Regions from separate parts of the Homo sapiens genome. Here region 2 is linked to region 1. Evidence: chromatin loops called from intact Hi-C (ENCODE). Cell type or tissue: endothelial cell of umbilical vein. All regions are shown on one strand. Links, peaks and the distances in the headings refer to the core of each region. The heading gives the core; the rest is flanking DNA. Region 1 overlaps ATRNL1 (attractin like 1). Region 2 has its middle 230 kb from the start of SNORD158.

Region 1 (8,339 bases), core at 332-8,331:
TAGCTATGTATATATACATTTACATGTATATTTATTTCTCTGTCTATATACTGAACACCATGAGTTTATATAAATGGCTAAAATTCTGATCCAGAATCCAAGGTTCATTTATCTGTTCCCATATTTATAACTCCTTTACCTAATTAGGTGATGAACCCGGTTTCCATTATCCTTAATGTATTGAGTCAAAAATAAAGCCTCCTTTTATGTGACCAGTCTCCTGGTCTCAGCTTTCCTCCCATCCCCAGTGCAGATTCCAGTCTCCCATGTATTAGTCCGTTCTCACACTGCTATAAAGACATACCTGAGACTGCGTAATTTATAAAGAAAAGAAGTTTAATTGGCTCATGGTTCTGTGTGCTATACAGGCTTCTGCTTCTGGGGAGACCTCAGGAAACTTACAATCATGGTGGAAGGCTAAGGGGAAGCAAGTGCATCATTACATGGCTGGCAGGAGAGGGAGAGAGACAGCAAAAGAGGAGGTGCTAAATGCTTTGAAACAACCAGATCTCTTGCAAACTCTATCATGAGACAGCACTAGAGGGATGGTGCGAAGTGCTAAACCACTGGAAACCACCCCCATGATCCAATCACCTCCCACCAGGCCCCACCTTCAACACTCGGGATCACAATTCAACGTGAGATTTGGGTGGGGACACAGAGCCAAACCATATCATCCCCCATTCAATCTCCAAAACCCATGCTGGGCTGGCTTCTGCCCCACACGGATCCCTCCTTATCCTGCTAATGCCCTTGTGCTGAGTGCCAGATCACTCCCACATCTAGCTTCCCTCCTCACTCTGCCTGGGCACCTGAACTCCAAATCCCTGTGCAGAGTTGTCCCCTGAATGCACACACATCTCACCTCACTCAGGCTTTGGATCCCCACATGGGCCACAACATGCTGCACTCTGCTGGCTCTCAGACACTTCATGCCAGGCTGCCTCTCTGTGGAGATGCCGTCATCACCCTGCTTGGGACAGCTTTAAAACAGGCAACTGCCATATGCGGTTGCCTTTTCCACCCCACTCATGTTCTGATGCCACGTCTGCCCTCCTTCACATGTACCTCCTCACCCCAATGGGGCTCTGATGCGTGTTCTGGCACACCATGGTTTCCCCTTCCCACCTAATCTGGACACCTACCTTGCTCTGCTGCCCCTAATGGCTTTAGGACTAAATTGTTGAAACAGGTAAGCAAAAGGAAGCAAAAGGGAAGGGGAAGGGGAAAAGCTCATGCAATATTTTAACTTAACACATCTTTCTCACCCACTGGACTGAAGTTCATGGCCGAAGGAACCACATTTTTTCCATCTTTTTATTCTCAGTTCTTAACAAAGTATCTGATTCATAGAGGTAGGTAGCAGTGCAATAAATGCTTGTTAAATTAACCTCATTCAAGTGGAAAGCTGAGAACTTAAGCAATTCCAGTCTTTGGCTCTTATCAGTGATCTCAGTCAAACCCTTTGAGCATTATTTTCGAAAGGAAAGTAAATCATAAGCAGTTTGGCCAGTTGTCCTCCAAAGAGGATCTTTCTGAAAAAATGTAACAAAATGAAGCCTTTTCATGGGGGCTAACCCTTCTATATACAATTTGCTAACAATATAAATTAAATCTATTGATTTATTTTGAAATCATAAACTTAAAAAGAGCAATGTTCATTAGATGTAGAGCTTTTATTCTTAATTAGTATCAAAAATCATTGATCAGAATTATGCCTTCTTTCTTCCATTTTCATAATATAGGCAAGTGAATTAGTTTCCATATAGTTTCAACCTTATAGCTCCTCCAAGAAATGTAATAAACAAAAAGATAATTAAATGATATTTGGACTGAAGCATTACATAGGAATAACAAACATAAAGGCTTTATTCTAAAATATAGGGACCTTGACTTTTAGTTCCTGTTAATGGCAGGAACAAGCTTTTATTTGTGTCTTTTCTGGGAAGTTTGTTCATTTATTCAAAATGTAGTTATTAGACAACTCAGGCCAGCAACATAATTTGTGGGGCCCAGTACAAAATGAAAATGCAGGGCCTCTTGTTCAAAAAGTAGGAAAAATAGGCCTTTAAAAGTCCTAAAATATGACACCTTTTCCTTTCTTCCGTGGTCTCTCTCCTGGCCTTTCGAATAGTGTTTTTTAATTTGCAATTTAATTTTACACTCAGGCACTGGGATACTCACCAAGCAGGTATCAACTTTTATAGGCACCTGAAGGCTCACCTGGGGCAGAAGGAAGGGCTGGGGTGCAGGCATCCACAGCCCACCAACTGCAAGGCTTCTTCTGCCAATTTTTGGACTGACACTGGGGATATTAGAATGAACAAAACAGACAAAAAGTCCCTGCATCATGGAATGTACATGTCAGCAGAAGACTCAGTTAAAAAAAAAATTGTATGTGTGCACGTGTGTGTAGTATCTGTTAGGTAGTGATAAACCCTTTGACAATCAATAAACAAAGCAGGAAAGTGGGGTTTGGAGTACTCAGTGTAGTGGATAGAAATGGGCTCCAATTTGAAGTAGGTTAGGAAAGCCTTCACTAAGAAGATGACATTCAAGCAAAGATCTGGGAGAAGTACAGGAGCCAGCCATAGGGCTATCTGGGCTGAGATGTTGCAGGCAGTGGCAGGAGCAAATGCAAATTCTTCTCAGTCAATGTTGCAAATACTTCAGTGAGACAGTCTAATTTTCTCAGAGACCTTTTTTTTTCTTTTTTTGAGACGGAGTCTCGCTCTGTTGCCCAGGCTGCAGTGCAGTGGCACGATCTCCGCTCACTGCAAGCTCTGCCTCCCGGGTTCACGCCATTCTCCTGCCTCAGCCTCCTGAGTAGCTGGGTCTACAGGCACCTGCCACCACGCCCGGCTAATTTTTTGTATTTTTCGTAGAGACGGGGTTTCACCGTGTTAGCCAGGATGGTCTCGATCTCCTGACCTTGTGATCCGCCCACCTCGGCCTCCCCAAGTGCTGGGATTACAGGCAGGAGCCACCGCGCCCAGCCTCTCAGAGACTTCTTTTTACTCCACACCCCACCTACCTTTCCCCACATCACTAATCTTGTTTCTGGAATTTGTTCCACCTTCTCTTTTCCAAATTTAGTTAGCCTAGGTGAGATTCCTGCTCTCTCACCTGTTACAGGAGGCTTCTAACTTCCTGCCTCAAAGCTCTCTGCTCCCCATACCACTGCCTGTTGCCCTCAGCACTGCTGGAGCTCAAGTCTCAAACATAACTGACTGTGTGTTCTTACTCAGAAGACCCATTGTGTGGCTTTCATGCACCATACCAAAATGCAGAAGTATGGGACCCTATGTTATGTTCAGAAATGCCATAAAATGATCTGCCCCATATGCTGACTAAACTGGTTTTGTCCTGTTACAGACCATCACCTGCTCATCTACACCTCCATGCCTTTGCTCATCCTGGAGGATATTTGTTCAGTCTCAGAACTTGAGGGCTAACTTTTCATTCCAATTTCAACTCCAATGGAGTTCTTCTTGAAATGTTTCTTGATCTCTCCAATTAGAATAAACTACTTACTTGGTTTCAGTTTTACTTAAATATCTCTCTGTCCACCAAGTAATGAGGTTGCTTTTTTTTTCTTTTTTTTCTTTTTTCTTTTTTTTTTTTTTGAGTCGGAGCCTCGCTCTGTTGACCAAGCTGGAGTGCAGTGGCGCGATCTCAGCTCACCACAACCTCCGCTTCCTGGGCTCAAGTGATTCTCCTGCCTCAGCCTCCCCAGTAGCTGGGACGACAGGCACGTGCCACCATGCCTGGCTAATTTTTTAATTTTTAGCAGAGATGGGATTTCACTATGTTGGCCGGGCTGGTCTTGAACTCCTGACCTCGTGTTCCGCCCACCTCAGCCTTCCAAAGTACTGGGATTACAGGCGTGAGACACCAGTAATAAGCTTTCTTTACGTCGGAGATCCTGTCTTATTTATCTTTACATTTATAATACCTGTCTCTTTGCTTTGCACACAATATGGACTTAATACATGCTTGTTGAATTTAACGTTATTAATGCAACTCATATTATTAATTGTAATGGTAGTAAATTCTACAATAACACACCTGGCAATAATGCAAATTAGAATAGCTTGAATTGAAACATGGAATGATTGGAAAGCAGCTTTTTCTCCTCTACCTGATTCCTTTTCTCAGGAAGGAGAAGGGAACATAGAGGCCTCTCCCTCATGGGGATGCTGGACAGGGAAAAATCAGACAATCCTATTTCAGGAAACAGAGAGGTGGGGGTTAGTTCCCAGTATTCTCCCAGCCCATTCTCTCTGGATCAGGCCAACAAAACATTCACCAATTAACGAAGAGATTCCTGGAATCACAGTTGCTCTCCCAGAAGTCCCAGCCAGGCCCCAGAATTCTGCCCATCAATTTTTATGTTAGAGCAGTCACCACTAGGTGGTGCCGAACTTCAGCCCAGGGTAGGTGAAATTTGCATCAAATAGACTCAGAACTTCCAGATGTCCAGTTGCACAGGCTCACCTTGGCCATTTAGCTAATCTCATAATAACACAACCCTACATTTTACACAGCTGAATTTCTGGGGCACTACTTATTGCATTATGGCAGTTTTGTTGTATCATTTTCTAAAAATCTTTCAATATCAGATACTCTGCCAGCCACTTTACAGGCTTTATCTCTAATGCTCACAGTAACCTGTATGGTAATGGGTACTGATACTTTTCTTCTTTTAGTAAAGAATCTGAGCTGGGCATGGTGGCTCGCACCTATAATCCCAGCACTTTGGGAGGCCGAGGCGGGTGGATCACCCGAGGTCAGGAGTTCAAGACCAGCCTGACCAACATGGAGAAACCCTGTCTCTACTAAAAATACAAAATTAGCTGGACGTGGTGGTGCGTGCCTGTAATCCCATCTACTCAGGAAGCTGAGGCAGGAGAATCGCTTGAACCCCACGAGATGGAGGTTGAAGTTGCCAAGATGGCTCCATTGCACTCCAGACTGGGCAACAAGAGCAAAACTCCATCTCAAAAAAAAAAAAAAGAAGAAGAATCTGATGCTAAGAAAAGAAATGTCTCTTGCCCAAGAGCTGTGCCTTGTACAGCTAAGTGACAGGTGACAGACCTAAGAATTACATTCAAGCCTGTCTCACTCTAATGCCATACTTGTCATATTTCTGCTATACTTCAATTTAATGATCAAAGAAAGGAAGGAAAGAGACAGTGGAGAAGAAAAGTAGGGAAAGAAACAGAAAGAGAAGGGGAGAAAGATATGTTTGACAGAAAAGTAAATGAAGTATGTTACCATCTGTTTTTTTCAACCCCAGAGGTCTGATTCCCCCGCAGGAAAGAGTTGCTTCTAGCCTGTCCTTTATCTCTGCACCTGCCCTGCTTATCTCCTGCACCAGAGGCTCCTACCATGACCATTAATGGACTGAGTTTTTGTGTCCCTACGAAATGCATAGCTTGAAGCCCTAACCCCCAATGTGATGGTATTAAGAAGTGGGGCTTCAGGAAGGTAATTAGGTTTAGATGAGGTCATGAGGGTGAGTTTTCTCTCTCTCTTTCTGTCATGTGAGGACACAGCAAGAAGGCAGCCATCTGCAAGCCAGGAGGAGAGTCATCACCAGAACCTAGCCACACAGGTTCCCTGATCTAGGACTTCCCAGCCTCCGGAACTACAAGAAATAAATGTCTGTTGGTTAAGCCACCCCAGTCTATGACACTGTGTTGTAGCAGTCAGAGCAGGTGAAAACTGTAACTTGTTATTCTCTAAGGAAAATACAGGTCTTCTTCTCAGGCCTGTCTTCAGAAACAGGTTCACATCCCCATCTTCCAGTCATTGAACTAAATGGAAAAGTTTTTGTCTTCCTAGTCATTGTCTGCACCTAAACACAGGCTTGCCCATCTGTAGTCCTAGTCTGTTCCTTTTCTTTGGTGAGGATAACCCTTCCTGTCTTGCTTTAACACCCTGTATTTTCCGTTCATTAGTGACTCAGACCTCTGATAATGGTATACTAGTTAACCCCCTGTCTCGTCTGACTTTAAATGATTGCCTGTTTTGACCTTGAGGAAATATGAGTCCACTAGGAACTACAATCTTTATGGCCACTTGAAAATCTTTATTCCACTTAAGGTGGAATAGGGTACCTTGCCACAGAGGAAACAAGTAAGGAGAGAAAGAGAGTAAAGATCAGTGAGAGGAAGAGAAAACTAAAACTACTAGTATAAAAAGTTCTGAAATTTCAGCAAATTATTTTGCTTCCAACTGTACTTAACCATTCTGCCCTTTATTTGCAATAAAAATATTGGGGTATTATTATCTTTGAAATGCAGATTATGTGGTTAACCATTGTTCACTTTCTAAACCCTGTAAGTATTTAACTTGTGGATGGGGAATATTGTTTGGGACTGTATTGGTTGCAAACCAAAATGATCTACACTCACACAGCTTAGTGTCAACATTAACATGACTTTACTTTTTAGCTGTCTTTGTTAACATGACTTTACTGTCCTACTGTCTTCATCAACATGATTTTACTATTCCAAGAAACTCTTGCCTTGGAAGATAAAAATAGCAAATGATTTTCTTGTCCCTTTCAGAAACTTTTTGAAAATTCATTTAAAGGAATATTAAATAATTCAACTTTCACAGTTAGCATCAGATGAATGTTTATGCTCCAAAATTCATTGTGAAACCTTCAGCTTGTGTGTCTTCCAAACTTAAATTATTATGTAGTGTCTTAACCAATGTTAAGACATTAGTGTCAGCATTACTGACACACAATCAAATGCTCCCCTATGGAAAAACTTGCCTTAAAAAAAAAAGAAACACACACACACACACACACACACAAAACAAAAAAAAACAGAATTTCTACCTTCCGCCCCCCACCACCACACACACACACCTAAATTCTCTTAAATATCCCGACTTTGCCTTCCTCCTCCCAGAGACTACTAAGGCCATGTCAAGGAAGCTGTCTCCCCTATGGTGGTAAACAATGAACTCAGCTCTGTCATATGACAGGCTATAAAAAGCTGATTTTGTTGATATTCTGGGAAAGCTACCATTCAGCAGGCAAGTGATTGAAGCCATTTCCTCTCAAACTTATGAAAGTAAACTAAAGGTCTGATTCTGCCCAGGGAGGAAGTTTCTCCACTCTATCATATAGAATCCATATGTCCATCATACTTTTATTTGAAAAGAAGGGATGCTAACTCTCAGAAGCATGTCATAGTAAGCACAGAAGTGGAAAAAAAGAATTGATCATTTTTGTGAGGGAAAACTTAATGAAAAAATTACAAAATCATTATAAATACAATTCATTTGAAGTTATGTTTTGAGATTACATTATTTTCTCTCTGGCATTTAGACACCTAAAATTCACTTTAAAATATGTTGGTGAACAAATCTCATTCTCCAGAAGTACATTTTTAAAATGGCAATATTTCATAATAACAGTATAAAATGAAAATAATTGACTATCTCTTGCCTTGTGGGACTTGGCTTTTAGTCTAAATAGATATGAAACAAAATGACATTCATCTATATGAGACGTTTGTTAACTTAAAAGAAATTAAGTCAGAAGCCTATAAGGCTAATCCATAAATCAGCAAATCAGATAAATTAGTAAAACTTTTCCAGAATATTATCCAGGGGCTCCTTACTCCTTTGCAATTTGTTACCTGTTTTACATGTCCTTTTAGGAAGGGTTCATTTCCCATTGACAGGCAAAAAGAATATATGAAATTAGAATTTTCAACAGCTTGCAACATTTGTGTCATTTTTGATTTAACAATTTTAGAAGACTTGTTCCAAAATTACACCTGAATTTCATTTTCTTTGTAGTTTTCTAAAATGCTGCTACTATCAGGACATAATAAAAGCCACACAGCCAGTACTAGAAATGCTGTCATGTAACCACTAAGACCACACTAAAAGGCAAAATGCTGCAGCTGAAAGTATTTTTAATGACTTGAAATTGCTTGGAATGCTTTCTAGAAGTAAAAGGGTGCAGATTTATTTACCTAGTATACTTACCTAAATTAATTTGGCAAGATTATTTTGGTTCAAATCCTCATTCAATAAAATTTATGTTAATATTTTTAAGTGGTTTTTTTCCTGAAGGATATAATATATTGCATTAACACAAATTTACAACAGTCATGAAAGTAAAAGGTAAATTAAGCCATTTCTGAAATATGAATAAGGACTACATTTTTAAATAGACTACATTTATGATTTTATGTGACCTTGCAGATAAACATCACTATGTAAACTGTTAATGAGAACAAATAGAATCACATTCTATTTTTAGTTTTTCCTGATGTATAGTTTCCATTAGAGATATGGAGGAAACTTTA
Region 2 (8,339 bases), core at 137-8,136, 170 kb after region 1:
CAGCCACCAAGAAACGAACGTGCCCATCTTGCAGCCCATGACATTCCCTGTTTGACAACTTTAAACCCAGCAACGTTATGTTTAATTATTTTAGTATAAATACAAATGACATTATAGATAGATTTTTTTTGACGAGACATTCAAAAACTGTTAGAATACAATCCCAGTTGGGTTAGGATAAGGTTTAGACTCCAGGAAGCTCACAGAGGCAGTTATCCTGTGCCATCTTACTTGCAGGTCATTGGTTACCATTATCACCTTGCCCACCTGCAAGACATGGTAACGGGAGGGTGGGCCTGAGATTAGCACCCCTCCTCCCTCACACACACACAGCTTCCCTTGACTTCAGCTGCTCATAGAATAGAAAGGAAGGAGCACAATTAGACAACCAACTTTACAGATGTTTTTCTGATTCCTTTCTACAGTGATTTGGGTAAATTGTACTTTGCTCCACCAAAACCATTTGACAGGACAATAAAGACAGAGAAAGATCAAGGTGCCAGCTCTGAGGAGACTAAACATGCCGCCAGAGTGAATAAAGGGCGACCATTAGCAACCTTGAAGGGACGCTAGCTGACTTGGGGAAAGACTCAGAGAGGACGTGAAGGTCTCATGCAGAGCCGTGGCCATGGGCAGAGGCCACAACTCAGGCCAGCCCGGGGAAGGCCATAATTCTGCAGATGGGAAGGCCTGGCCTCCAACAAGGAGAAGAAGCCATTCCTGGCGTTGGCACATTTGTGCTGATGGAGGCTTTTAAAGAAGCTCTTTGGACAGTGTTCATCTCAGGCCATTTGGATAGAGATGGATGAGGGTCTGAACTGAGGGAGACTAATGTAAAGAATAATTGTTTTCACTGCTGGGAAGGAGGGGGAAGAAGCTGTCACAATCTTGCAAGCACAGCTTATTCTCAGAAATGTGCTCGCAGACCTGCCGTCTGCTCCTAAGCTCATGTTCTTCTAAATGGTGCTCATTGCAATGCAGCCACCTTCATGGCTCTTTCCACTGCTGGTGGGCCACCATGCTGCACAGTCATCTTTTCCATCTCCAGGTCTGCTGAGTACAGAGCCTGATCCCCTGGCCCTTGACTTCTTTTTTTGGAAATAAAGGAACATTCAGCACTCCCTCACTGGTACATCTGAGCCTTGTGGTGCAACCTTTTGCCAATGGCAAGGACTGATATATGAAGTTTAGAGTGGCTGTGTGTGTGTGTGTGTGTGTGTGTGCACGTGCACACGTGCACTTTAATGTTCCCCTTATTTACATCGTCTTGGTGCTGCCCCTCTGAAAATAAAACACATCCTCAAGAAAACCACAGCTTGGCTCCTTATCTCAAAAGAAAGAAGCCCCAAGTTAAAATACAAAAAGAAATAATACAGAGTAATATTCAATTCTGGATTTTGAGGTTACAAAGGCCCAAAATAAACAATAGCATAAGCAATAGGTTGAACAGAATATTTAGCCAAAGGCCACTTCTCTTAGGCATGGACAGAGACGATGATAGATGACCAGATGGAGGCAGGAGAATGTATGGAAGGGAGTCCAGGCCCTGCCCCCTTGCCCCTCTCCTTGGACCAAGACCAAAGGGGATACATATGTGTCCGTGCATGATGTGTGTGTGCATGGTATATGTGCACGTGCAAGTTGGGGTGTCTTAAGGTCTTGGCTATTGGAAGTAGCCTGTAGATTCTGCAAGCCCATGGCCAGTGAAGGACCCACCTGTCTCAACAGATACCAAAGGGGATAGAGGCTGATTATCAGAGCAAAACCATGCAGTGGCCATCACCAGAGATGCCACCATGGACAAAAGGTGGTGGAGAACAGGAAACACTTTCCCAAATGAAGTAGAGGCTCAACCCCCATCTCTGCCATCACCCTGCCCCGCAAGAATGTAGATGCGGCTTAGGGAAGAGGCGAGGGCTGAAACGACTGGAAACCTTCAGGGAAACCTTCAAGTGGCTGAGTTTTCTTGACTTGCCTAATATTCTGCCACAGTTGGAGTGGAAGCTTGAGAAAAAAATAGGTTCAATTAGAGAATATTTTCTTTTCACACTTGGGTATGTGGATTGTGAAATATAGCCAATATGCCAAATTGACTCAGCCTGCCATGAACTAAAAATACACCTTCAGCTCTGGATTTCAGCTCATTGTTTGGAGGGATTTGGCTTGGCCATTTTATTTACTTCTACTTCCTTCTCTGTCATTCCCATTGGAACAGATGATGACTTCCTATGAATGGTCTCACTCATCCCACAGACTCATTGAATGTGGCTCATACATGACTAAAATTATTTATGATACAAATAAACACCATCCAAAAAGGACTACCACTTATTAAATACTTGCTATGGTGCGTTGTCCTAGTGATGTGATATGTAGAACCTTATTCAACTCAGTTCCCTCCACTCACCTGTGATGTGGCTGCCATATTCTCCACCTACAGAGGAGGAAGCAGAGATTTGGTGCCTCCCCACGGATGTACTGGTCATACTGAATTGCCTCATCAAATAAACAAAGAAATACACTGAATACAAGATCTGTAAGAGACCTAAGAGTTAGAAGGCAGAAAATGCTGGCTCTAAATGGATTTAACCTTTGGCTATCACTTTCCCTGTGCCTCAGTGTCCTCCCTAAAAACATAGCCTTCAAATTGCTTTGGCAAAGGCAGAGAGCTGATGATGAAAGGGCACACGGGCAGCAGACCCTGGAGGGTGCAGGGACCACAGTAGTCGGTCCTGGACCACCATTCTTCCTGGAGAAAAGAGGGTCTGGGCTTATTCCCTGGCACTGACATCCTTGGCAGTCCTCAGATGGCATAGAAGCCCAGAGTGCTGTGCTGAACCCACAGATTTGTCCAATCTGGGTCACTTAACCTGTGCCCTTTGAGGCACTGGAAGGTAGTGTGGCCCAGGAGCTGCACTCGTGACCTCTGGAGCCAAGTAGTCTGGGTTCATGTCCTGGACTGACCCTGGGCAAGTGATTTAGCCTCTCTGTGCTTCAGTTGCTTGATCTGCAAAACACAGATAATAGTGGTATCTACTTCAAGGCTTCTCTACAGTTGGAGATGAGCACATGAGTTACAGGCATAAAGTACTCAGGACAGGCCTGGCACATGGTGGTGCTGTGAAGACATTAGCTATCATCATTATCCAAGCTGGGAAAGTTTCCCCAAGGATCCAGTTCATAGTCTAACTCCAAACCTAGTTTCCCCATTACTCTGTGATGTCTGGTAGTGTAAGAAGGTCTCTTGAATAAAATGGGGCGTCTAATGCATCCCTGTTTTGCATCTTTGGAAATTGAGTATGGCAAGACCTCATTTGCTCTGACAAAGCCCATGAGATAATTATTCAAGAGGCTTTGGAGAACTGAGGCATTTTCCTGGCAATCAATCCACCTTCCAGGCTAATGGAGCCATGGCTGGTAAATGGTGTCATCTGCTTTAACAAGAAAGGCAGGGTGCCAACTCAGTGAAGCACCTACTACCTGCCGGGCACGGTTCTACTCACCCTCCTGACAACTCGGTGTGCAGAATCATTGGCCTCATTTGTATAAAGAAAGAAACAGAAACTTCAAAGGGGTTGAGTCACTCTCAAAGGCCACCTGCTGGTAAGTGGGGCTATATTCACACCCAGATCTGCCAGATGGCAAAGCGTCAGGCCTTCCTCTGACTCCACGGGTCTTTCTCCTTTCTCTGTCAGGGCTGCTTACGCCCCAGCCATTCCACACTCCACTGCCTGCCCCTCTTTCCAGCTCTATTCCTCCTTCATTGTTCAGGAGAGTCTCTCAGTTGTGCCTGGTGGTATTTGAGATCCCACTGTTAGCCAGCTTCTTTTCTTCCCACTCCTGAGAAAGCCGCTTCAAAAAACTAACAGTCACTCACAATAGTGTATGCAAGTAGGTAAAATATTAGACTCCCCAGAGACATTCGATATGCCTCCACCCAGGGAACTGCCTCTCCAGGGGCTTGAATTCAGTCTGGTAGATGGCAGTGGAGAAAATGATTTTAAATGAGGCATAATCAGTAAATAGCAGGTTCCAGGGCACTGAATAGTCTGATTGAATGGATGTCACATGGAAAATCATAAGCCCACAGATAGTCAAGTAATCTAGTATTCTACTATGCATCTTATTCTTTGACTACGAACCCAGAAATCCCAAAGAGGTGCTGTTTGCAAGAGAAAGAACCAGCCATGGCCCAAGTGCCACTGAGAGCTAACTTTCCTAACTGTAGCCATTAAGGGATGCTGCGAGGGAAGGGGGTTGCAAGGGGAGGGGGTTTGCGGGGCGAGGGGCGAGGCGGGAGAGCATCTTTCCTTCAAATGAATCTTCCCTCACCCTGGTGGCCATTATTTGCACACACACATTTGAACCACCTGGTATAGTTCTCAGGGTGCCAGCAACTAGCTGTGTAATCATAAATTAGGTACTTCTCAGCAACTAGCTATGTGATTAGGGATCAGTTTCATCTCCTCTCCTATCCTCCTCTGAAGGGGAGAGCTGGGGCCACTCTCAGTCCTGATACACTGTGATTCTTTGATTATAGCAAAGGGGGTTTATCCCCAGCAAGGAGAAGATTGTGACGTCACTCTTGTGGAAATGCAATCAGTCTACAGCGTTTGTTAGAGCCAGGCCTGCTTAGAAGAAATAGAATGCTCCATATCTATGTTCTTCCTATGACTCCCCAACCCCTGGGCGTAGTAAGAAGAGAAACTGACGTTTATTGCAAACCTAGTATATCCCAGACCCTGTTCGCATCCACCATCATAATCTCAGAAAAAGTGCTTGATCATCTTGTCCGCCATAGGATGGGTGGCAGAGAAAGTTCCTTGAGTTGCTTTTACCTGGGGTTGGCTCATTTGCAACCCATTTGCAACCCATTTGCTCAGATTTTGCCCTCCTTGACTCTGCACCCAGTCCTCTGCCCTGTCTGCCAAAATGCAGCCGGTCTTTTAGGATCCCCTCAAAGGCCCCATGATGCATGTCCTGACAACATCCCCGTGGCCATCGCTTTGGTTCTTTGGTCTGTGCTTTTGTGATTTGGTTTAAACACTCACGTCCTGATGAGCTCTGGCTGAAGTCTCATCCCTCACTGGAGAAAGCAGAGTGCAGGCTGGAGCCCAGCAGGCTAGTGCAGACCCCTGTTCTACCACTTCCTGGCGCCGATAAATTGGGGAAGTCACTTAACCTCAGAAAGGCTCTTTGTAAAATTAGGATATAAAATTAGGAGATAGTAGTTTCTTGTGATGGTTTCGGTGATGATGTTCTGAGATAATGCCAGTAATGCTTAAGCCTTAAAAATGATTCTTATCCTTCAGCATCTTTCATCCTGGTGCCACTTAACCAGGGATCCTGCAACCAGCACAGCCTAGCGCATAGTAGGTGCACCGGTATTGTTTAGCGTGAATGAAAGAGTGAGCTGGCGCACCCAAATAAGAATGCAGGGAGACTGAAGGCAGGGAATATTCAGGGAAATAATCCTTTCCCCCTTTCTTTAGTCCTGATCTGACTTTAAACTTGGCTTGAGGAATTCCTACAACTGAGTTTTATTGACCTGGATGTTGCCTGCATTTCTAGTTTGCTTCACACCATATGGGATTCAAAGCGAGTTTTGTAAATTCATTAATTCCTTCACCCTTGCGTTCTTGGAATACTAAGTTTCTGCTACCTGCCAAGTCCTTTTCTAGGCACTAAGGACATAAGCAGTGAACAAAATAGACAAAAATTCATTTATTCATGGAGTTTACATTCTAATGGAAAGAGATAATATAAGTAACTAAATAATATAGTGTAATGAAAGGTAAGTGCCATGAGGAGGAAAAGCAGAGGAGGGTGGGGATGGCTGGTGGTCAGGAAGGGACTCACAGAGACAGTGACTTGTATGGTTTGGCTCTGTGTCCCCACCCAAATCTCATCTCGAATTATAATCCCCACGTGTTGAGGGAGGGAGGGGATTGGATCATGGGGGTGGTTTCCCCCATGCTGTTCTCATGATAGTGAGTGAGTCCTCACCAAATCTGATGGTTTTATAAAGCAGTTTTCCCTGCTCTTGCTGGCTGTCTCTCACCTGCCACCAAGTATAATAAGGCGTGCCTACTTCCCCTTTTGCCATGATTGTAAGTTTCCTGAGGCCTCCCCAGCCATGTGGAACTGTGAGTCAATTAAACCTCTTTTCTTTATAAATTACCCAGTCTCAGGTATGTCTTTATAGTGTGTGAAAATGAACTAATATAGTGACATTTAAACAAAAACGGAAAGAGGTGAGGAAACAAAGCTTGCCTTCATCTGGAAGAACGTTCAGAAGGAGAGCCAGAAGACAAGGCAACCGGTACAAAGGCCCTGGGGTTACTGTATGCCTGGCTTGCTGGAGTCTACTGTGCCCAAAGCCCAGTAAATAAGGGGAGGGCATGACGGCCAAGCAGAGCTTTGTGGGCCTTGGGGCCACTTTGCACTTAACTTTTGACTGTGAGTGAGGTGGGACCATTGAAAGGTTTGGAAGATAGCAGTTGTATCATCTGACTTGCTCGCCACTGTACCTGTGATATTTGGGATAAAGATATCAATAAGTTGGTCTTACTATACCCTCAATCAAATAGTATAAAACAGCCTCAAAAACTTACATTAAAAACATTATCTAGAATAAAAGTACCAAATACCTTTGCTGAAAAAAATGGTGTGGAGATGGTAATGTCAGTACCAATTTTCTTTTATAACTTTTAATGGCTGTAATTTAACAGTAATTCTTTCATATCACCAATACAAAGTACTCGAAATTTGCACTAAATATTCTATGCCCATAGCATAGAAAACAGTTCTCATGATCTTCATTACTGTCCATTTTTAAATCTCATTTTATGCAACTATCTGAAATGTTTTACACTTTACTAAAGTATAGCATAGAGAGAGAAAAGCATGCCAATAGTTAGGGTACAGCTAGATGAAATTTCTCTTTAGCCAGGACCAGAGCAAGAATCACAGCATTTCGGCCTCCCCAGAGCAACCCTGTGACTTCTTCCTCCTTGTCTGCCTCCCACCCAAGGGTAACTGCTTTCTTGACCTCTATCTCCATAGTCTAAACTGGCTTACTTGTAAACTTCATGTAAATGGATGATGACATATTTTCTCTTTCCTGTCTGACTTCTTTTGCTCAACATTATGTTTGTGAGATTCACCTATGTTGTGGCGAGTAGTGGTTTGTTCTCTCTGCTGTGTCATCGTGCGGAAGGACTATAGTGTGTGTATTAGTCCGTTCCCACACTGCTAATAAAGACATACTTGAGACTGGGTGATTTATAAAGGAAAGAGATTTAATTGACTCACAGTTTAGCATGGCTGGGGAGGTCTCAGGAAACTTACAATCAGAGCAGAAGGGGAAGCAAACATGTCCTTCACATGGCAGCAGCAAGGAGAAGTGCAGAGCAAAGGAGGGGAAAAGCCCCTTATAAAACCGTCAGATCTGGTGAGCATTCACTCACTGGCACGAGAACAGCATGGCGGAAACCGTCCCCATGATTCAGTTACCTCCCACTAGGTCCCTCCCATGACATGTGGGGATTATGGGAACTACAATTCAAGATGAGATGTGGGTGGGGACAGCAAAACCATTATCAGTGTGTATCCATTCTGTTGTTAATGGGCTCTGTTGAACGCTCTCGAATAGTGCTGCCATAAGCATCCTTACACAGGTCTTCGGGGGACCGTGCACACATTTCCAAGTGGTATCAAGAGGTGTGCTGTTTAGCTTGAGTTCCGTTACATGTTTTAAGAGAACCACTCTGGCTTGCTAAGTATGGATTAAAAAGTGCCAAGGGACAGGAATAGATAAAGGACATGAATGACAAGTCTTGGGGACAATCTGGGGGAGGTGAGGGTTGATTGGATCAGAATGGAAGCAGTCTGGATGGTAAAGGGCGGTTAGGTCTGGATGGATTTTGAAAAGTCCCCTGTGGTCATGCTGGGGGGAAGTCACCCAGCATTTGACCTGTGACATCAGGAGTGGTGCCTCCAGTGGTGAAGGAGTGCAGGAACCTGTCAGGAGGGCACAGAAAAACATTCATGTGCAAGGCCCACTCCTTGACATGGTAGCCGCAATGACTGCAGCCGTCACCCTCTGGCCAAACAGGAAAATTCCCCTGGAAGGCTCCAGAGAGAGAGAGAAGATTGGAGAGTAGCTTTTTAAATGGTTTTCTTCCAAGAGAGCCTACTGCTCATGTGCCACGACTGCCTTTCATAGTTACACATTTGTTTGTAAGATTATCTGCTCATGTCTGAGGAACCGACTTATAACTCTGTCCACGTGTAGCTCCTTGTCCTAGAGTTTTGTAAGCAACCAGAAATCCATTGTT

The links. A loop is a pair of places that touch in the nucleus more often than their neighbours do. Peaks named below come from ENCODE experiments on the same cell type or tissue, not always from the same donor. Only the 100,000 strongest peaks of a DNase experiment are listed, where the experiment ranks them.
Region 2: a loop joins it to region 1, with 17 times the contacts of the local background. A loop is called at or near these places in 2 of 110 quality-filtered maps.

The regions. Positions count from the first base shown.
Region 1 is chr10:115,795,219-115,803,557 of GRCh38, forward strand. The region is part of intron 27 of ATRNL1 (attractin like 1); the gene reads left to right. Among named protein-coding and RNA genes, the nearest start is that of SNORD158, 400 kb to the right of the region's middle. RefSeq lists an enhancer at 6,105-6,606. In endothelial cell of umbilical vein, for the core only: a CTCF peak has its summit at 4,424 (motif pointing right); no DNase peak of the experiment used is centred there.
Region 2 is chr10:115,960,442-115,968,780 of GRCh38, forward strand. No RefSeq gene overlaps it. Among named protein-coding and RNA genes, the nearest start is that of SNORD158, 230 kb to the right of the region's middle. In endothelial cell of umbilical vein, for the core only: a CTCF peak has its summit at 3,612 (motif pointing left); no DNase peak of the experiment used is centred there.